Linked DNA regions of Homo sapiens: region 1 is linked to region 2. Evidence: chromatin contacts called from ENCODE Hi-C or POLR2A ChIA-PET data. All regions are on one chromosome and are shown on one strand. The core of a region is the stretch at or near the end of the contact, and the rest is flanking DNA. Distances in the headings are between cores, read along the strand shown. Region 1 has its middle 64 kb from the start of GUCY1A1. Region 2 has its middle 140 kb from the start of GUCY1A1.

Region 1 (2,700 bases), core at 68-2,567, 72 kb before region 2:
CTATCATTTCTATGCTGTGGAATTTGGGGCATGAGACTTAGGACCTCTGAGCTTGATTTTCCACTTAGAGTTATTGTGAAGATAAATGAGAGAGAACTCTCAAAGCACCTAATACAACCACGCAGTAACACAAGCACTTGAGAATGGTAAGTCTACTACCTTTCCCGTCCCCCTGCCCCACACACTGGTGCGTGAGAACAAAGAGTTCTTTCATTCCTAGCCCTGTCTCCAGTGTGGGATCTTTGGCTCTGAGCAGGGACCTGGACACTTCTGCCTTAGCTGCCCCTGTTGAATCACCCACATCCCCTCTTATGAGCTGTTCACGTCAGGCCTAATCACCATCAACTGAGGAAAGCCCACGGGCAGAAGCAAAGGGAAAATGGAATCTGGTCCAGCGATTCCAATTTAGCTTCCTTTAACCAAACAAGTATTGGCTGACAGGATGCAGCATGCCCACTTATACCACATGTACCAGTTCTGAGTTTCATTTTTATTTTCATAAAAAGTTGAAGCTACAGATGTGATTATGATACATGATATACTTCTGTAAACATAATATTCTTTTGGAAATATCTTTTCTTCCACGATCCGTTAACTCTATTGATAAAAATTAATACTTGGTCGATAACTCTCAAGAAAGAATCCTTCTCATCTGTCCTGGCCTCAAGCCTTTCATTCTGCTTTCAGCCTGACGCTCAGTGGTCTCTGTAACTCTTGGAATCTTAACTGTCTATGAACTCTCAAATCTGGAAGAGCAGGATTTCTTTATATTTCTCATACTCTCTTTTGCTCTCTGTGTCATGTGTATAATCTACAGTTTTAGATGGTTATGAGGGTTTTAGTTTCTCCCTTTCCCCTTGTTGTCCTGACAAGGGCAAGTAGGTTCTGATGGGCTTTGGGTGGGTGTTCTAGATAACAGATCTCCACAGGAGAAACAGAATTTGCATCAGAGCCTGTCTCCACCGCTCTCACAGGAAAGGCCTGTGCACAGGGACCTGAAAGTGAGGTCTTTAGCCTAGATAATGTCTTCTATTTCTTACATTATGTGACATTATTATGACTTTTTGCTACCTCTATGGGAATTCTCTTGTGAAAAATTACTGTAAACGATTTTTTTAAAAGTCAGTTACGATGATGGGAAAGGACAGGGCAATTAATACTTGATTGATAACTCACAAGAAAGAAATGTTCTCATCTGTCCTGGCCTCAAGTCTGTCATTCTTTCAGCCTGACACTCAAAGGTTTCTGTAGCTTTTGAAATCTTGACTGTCTGTGAACTCTCAAATCTGGAAGAGCTGGTTTCAATCAATGTAATACAAAGTACTGGTGGCATTCCTTAGGCTGGATAACTGCTCTACTAGGATCTGGGGAAGAACATCAGAGGCAGAGAGAGCAGCAAGGCCCTAAGGCAAGAAGGAAGCTGGCAGGTTGGAGAACAATAAGGACAATGATCAGACTGAGGCATAATTACAGAGGGCAGACTAGCAGGGATAAGTGGTTGGAGGCCAGATAATAGTCTCTTATAGGCCAGAGGTATGGTGGGCCAGGACAGATGTGGTTGAGATTGTCTTCTCCAGCACTTCAAGGAGCTGTGAGTTGAGGCAGGGGTTGAGATCGCTCCTTTAAATCTGGAGGAAAAGTCACCAGCAATATCTCTAGAAATAATGCTTAGTATTCTAATACCATGATACACTGCTGGAACCGATTTTTCAAAAGACTTAAATCGAACGTGTAACCTAGTGCCTTTTATATGAGGAGAGTTAGTTTAAGAAGAACCCAGGAGGCAGAGGCTGCAGTGAGCTGAGATCGTGCCACTGTACTCTAGCCTGGGTGACAGAGTGAGACTTTGTCTCAAAAAACAACAACAACAAAAAACCACAATGCGATACCACCTTATTCCTGCAAGAAGGGCCATAATCAAAAAAATAATAGATGTTGGTGGGGATGTGGTGAAAAGGGAACACTTTTACACTGCTGGTGGGAATGTAAACTAATACAATCACTGTGGAAAATAGTGTGGAGATTCCTTAAAGAACTAAAAGTAGAACTACCATTTGATCCAGCAATCCCACCACTGGATATTTACCGAGAGGAAAAGAAGTCATTGTACAAAAAAGAAAGAAAAAGATACTTACACAAGCATGTTTATAGCGGCACAATTCGCAATTGCAAAAATATAAAACCAGTACAAATGCCCATCAATCAACAAGTAGATAAATCAATTGTGGTATATATACACACACACATACACACACACACACACACACACACACACACACACACACACTATGGAATACTACTCAGCCATAAAAGGAATGAAATAATGGCATTTGCAGCAACCTAGATGGAAATGGAGACCATTATTCTAAGTGAAGTAACTCAGGAATGAAAAACCAAACATCATATGTTCTCACTCATAAGTGAGAGCTAAGCTCTGTGGATCTAAAGACATAGAATGATATGACGGACTTTGGGGACTCTGTGGGAAAGGGTGGGAGGAGGGTGAGGGATAAAAGACTACAAATTGGGTACAGTGTATACTGCTCAGGTGATGGATGCACCCAAATGTCAGAAATCACCACTTAAGGAACTTATTCGTGTAACCAATCCCCACGTGTTCCCCGAAAACTTATGGAAATTAAAAAGAAAAAAAGAAACAGAGTTAGTCTATTTTTTTCCCATGCAGGATGCTTTTGGTCA
Region 2 (2,700 bases), core at 36-2,535:
TGACCCTATTTCCAAATAAATTCATATTCCAAGGTACTGGGGGTTAGTACTTCAAAATATCTCTCTGTGGAGGGACATAATTTAACCCATGACATGGAACACTTAGGGAAATATGCTATGTATAAAAGTGGAACAATCACACGTCTGTAGAAAATAATGAGATATAAAAATAAATGAAGACTTGAAAAAGAATTTTGAACAACTTGAGCCTTAGGTGGACAAGGGAGAGGAAGAGACTTGTAATCCTAGTTATCTGGCCCATCATTGGTGGTCACCTTGAAACCAGTCTTGTTCTGAATTTGAGAATGTTGATCTCTCCCCCCACCCACTAAACACTTCTGTACTTCGTTGCCCGTGAAGTCCACAGTAGAAGGGCCTGGGTCCCTGAGCTCCACTATCAGATCTCCCAAACTGGAGGCTGACCTGCTTGAATTCCTGCCAACACTCTGCCTTGAGAATTTCCTAGTTACTTATTTCAGTTAGAACAGGACTGAAATCCAAGTTGCAGCTGTGCTCAGATCTCACCTTAAAGTACTGAAATGCCATCAGTCCTGGGTTCAGTTCTTAGTCCTACATCACTATGTAATAGTCTTTGGAGAAACTTCCTCTGACAGCGCCCCTGTGTTCAGCTTCCTTAGCTTTGCCTACATTTGTGGGTTGGCCAATATGTGGCCCTTCCTTCTATTACTCAGCCCCGGTGTTGGTGGGTGGAAGGGAGAAAACAGATCTGGAAGATGCATTTATTATTACGTGTGGAACAATGGGCAGTCTGGAGAGTACACGTAGAATGGTGGGCAGGCAGTATGATATTACACGGAGCATGGACAGGACTTGGGGGAGTCAGATCAATAGATAATAATTTTGGACTTAAGGTACTGCAAGAGATTCATGTTATCAAAATCAATTAATATAAAAGGTGGGCTTACTTAGGAAGTTTTAGTTTCTAATGAATAAAAACTGAATATGCAATCAATACTACCCAAAAAACCTGCATGCTCAATATAATAGTGCACTTTTAGTTTTCTCCTTTTTAAAGGAAGCACATATCACCTGTTTAAACACTCCAACACAAATGATGTTGCTTGCGGCTTTTCAGAACAACGAGCTAGTTTATTTTGAAAATGGACCATATTATTTATTTGCCAGCAGACAATTTATCTACAGGAAATGATTATACACAAATACTCACAATGGCTTATTCAACAGGAATCCTGTCTTAAAACAGGTATTTCCAGTGGTATTCTTCCATGAATAAATACAATGCCCACTGAAATACAAAGTTCTCACGAATGGCATGGTGCAAACAGGATTCAATAGTACCAATGGGGTTCAGAGTCACTGTGACATTACTTAGCAGAAAGAATCACTTTTGCAAAGCCACCTCCATGAGGTTTGGTTAAGAAACTTGTAATCAGTACCTCAGGTGTTTACTCATCAGTGTTGATTATAATTTTAAAAGATAAAATACACACACCACACTCTATTACATTAAAAAAAGTTTAAACTCTTTTTGTTTCTGAAAATAATAGTATAATTCTTCCCCCTCTAGAATATTTATCATCAAGTTTATTTTCACAAATAAATCACTTAATAAATTGTTTCTCTTTGATTCAACTCGCTTATGAGGTTTTTTCCCTCCATGCTTTAATTTTGAAATATTAAATGACTGTACAAAATGATCAAAAAAATCTGGTCTATTGTTTTATGTGGATACTTTCCAGATTAAAGAACATTTATGGGTTTTTTGGCAATAAAACTTATCTGCTTCTGGAATCCTTGCATTTCCTAGTAAGAGCTGCATTTACTCAACCACTACCATGTTGTTATACTGATAATGAAGTATGCTATGGTCAGAAAACATTTTTCATTTTTATGTTTTGCTAAATATTCACCAACACTGCAAAGTTTTTCTTCATTTGGTTTTCAAAACGCCTGCCTGGAAAAGATAAATTTTTAGGAAGTACGAGAGATAGAAAAAAAAAAAAACTTTAAAGAGTAGATTAAGAAAGATTGTTTCAAGTAAGAAGAGAAACTTGGAGGTCTGCATGATTCATGATGATAACGATAAATAAATCCACCTAGGACAGGTAGAGTACTAAGAAGAATCCAGGAAGTAAAGGCATTCTTAACAAGATCTAAATGTAGTGGTTGATATGCCAAGCCCTGCACATAAATGCTTTGATTTAATTTTTCCTCCAATTTTATGTAGTAGATACCATTATGTTTACTTCGTAGCTATTAAATTGAGAAACAGAATAAATTGCCTAAACTACCACAGCTGGGAAAATTAAGACTTGATTGCCTGCCCCATGACCACTGTGCAATAACGCCCCCTGGAGAAAAGGAGGTTACAAGCCAGATCCTAAGAGCTATAAGATTGTTTAAAATTTTTTGCAGCTTTGGGTGAATAGGGAAAATTACCAGTTAGTTCATGCAGATGTTAGTAGTTTGTTCTCCCTTGGAGAAACACAGAAGTAATAATATTGAATAAAGTCATCATTACTTTGATTTCTATTTAAATATAAATTCTCTCTAAGAAAATAAGTGACAAATAAGAATGCTTATAAATAGGATTTCTTTTTCTTTCTACTTTTTCCCCTTTCTCACTTGCACTTAAGGTGCTGAAAGTGGAGTTCATTGTACTCTTCACTGATATTAGTGGTCTTCATAAGTCCTGTCTCTCTTATTTTCTCTTCATCC

What was found. A loop is a pair of places that touch in the nucleus more often than their neighbours do. ChIA-PET counts read pairs that join two places held with the same protein, here RNA polymerase II (POLR2A). Pooled maps may share reads with other maps.
Region 1: a map of PC-9 shows a loop between it and region 2 (3-fold over the local background). The contact joins two enhancer-like sites. A Hi-C loop is called at or near these places in 2 of 168 maps with a recorded cell type or tissue (PC-9 and gastrocnemius medialis) and 1 of 50 pooled maps. POLR2A ChIA-PET finds 5 or more read pairs at or near these places in 1 of 52 experiments (activated CD4-positive, alpha-beta T cell).

The regions. Positions count from the first base shown.
Region 1 is chr4:155,601,193-155,603,892 of GRCh38, reverse strand. No RefSeq gene overlaps it. Among named protein-coding and RNA genes, the nearest start is that of GUCY1A1, 64 kb to the left of the region's middle. Within about 2 kb of position 1,317, at least 2 of the 41 ENCODE cell types and tissues checked have a DNase peak (open chromatin) inside an H3K27ac peak, as active enhancers do.
Region 2 is chr4:155,529,021-155,531,720 of GRCh38, reverse strand. No RefSeq gene overlaps it. Among named protein-coding and RNA genes, the nearest start is that of GUCY1A1, 140 kb to the left of the region's middle. Within about 2 kb of position 1,285, at least 2 of the 41 ENCODE cell types and tissues checked have a DNase peak (open chromatin) inside an H3K27ac peak, as active enhancers do.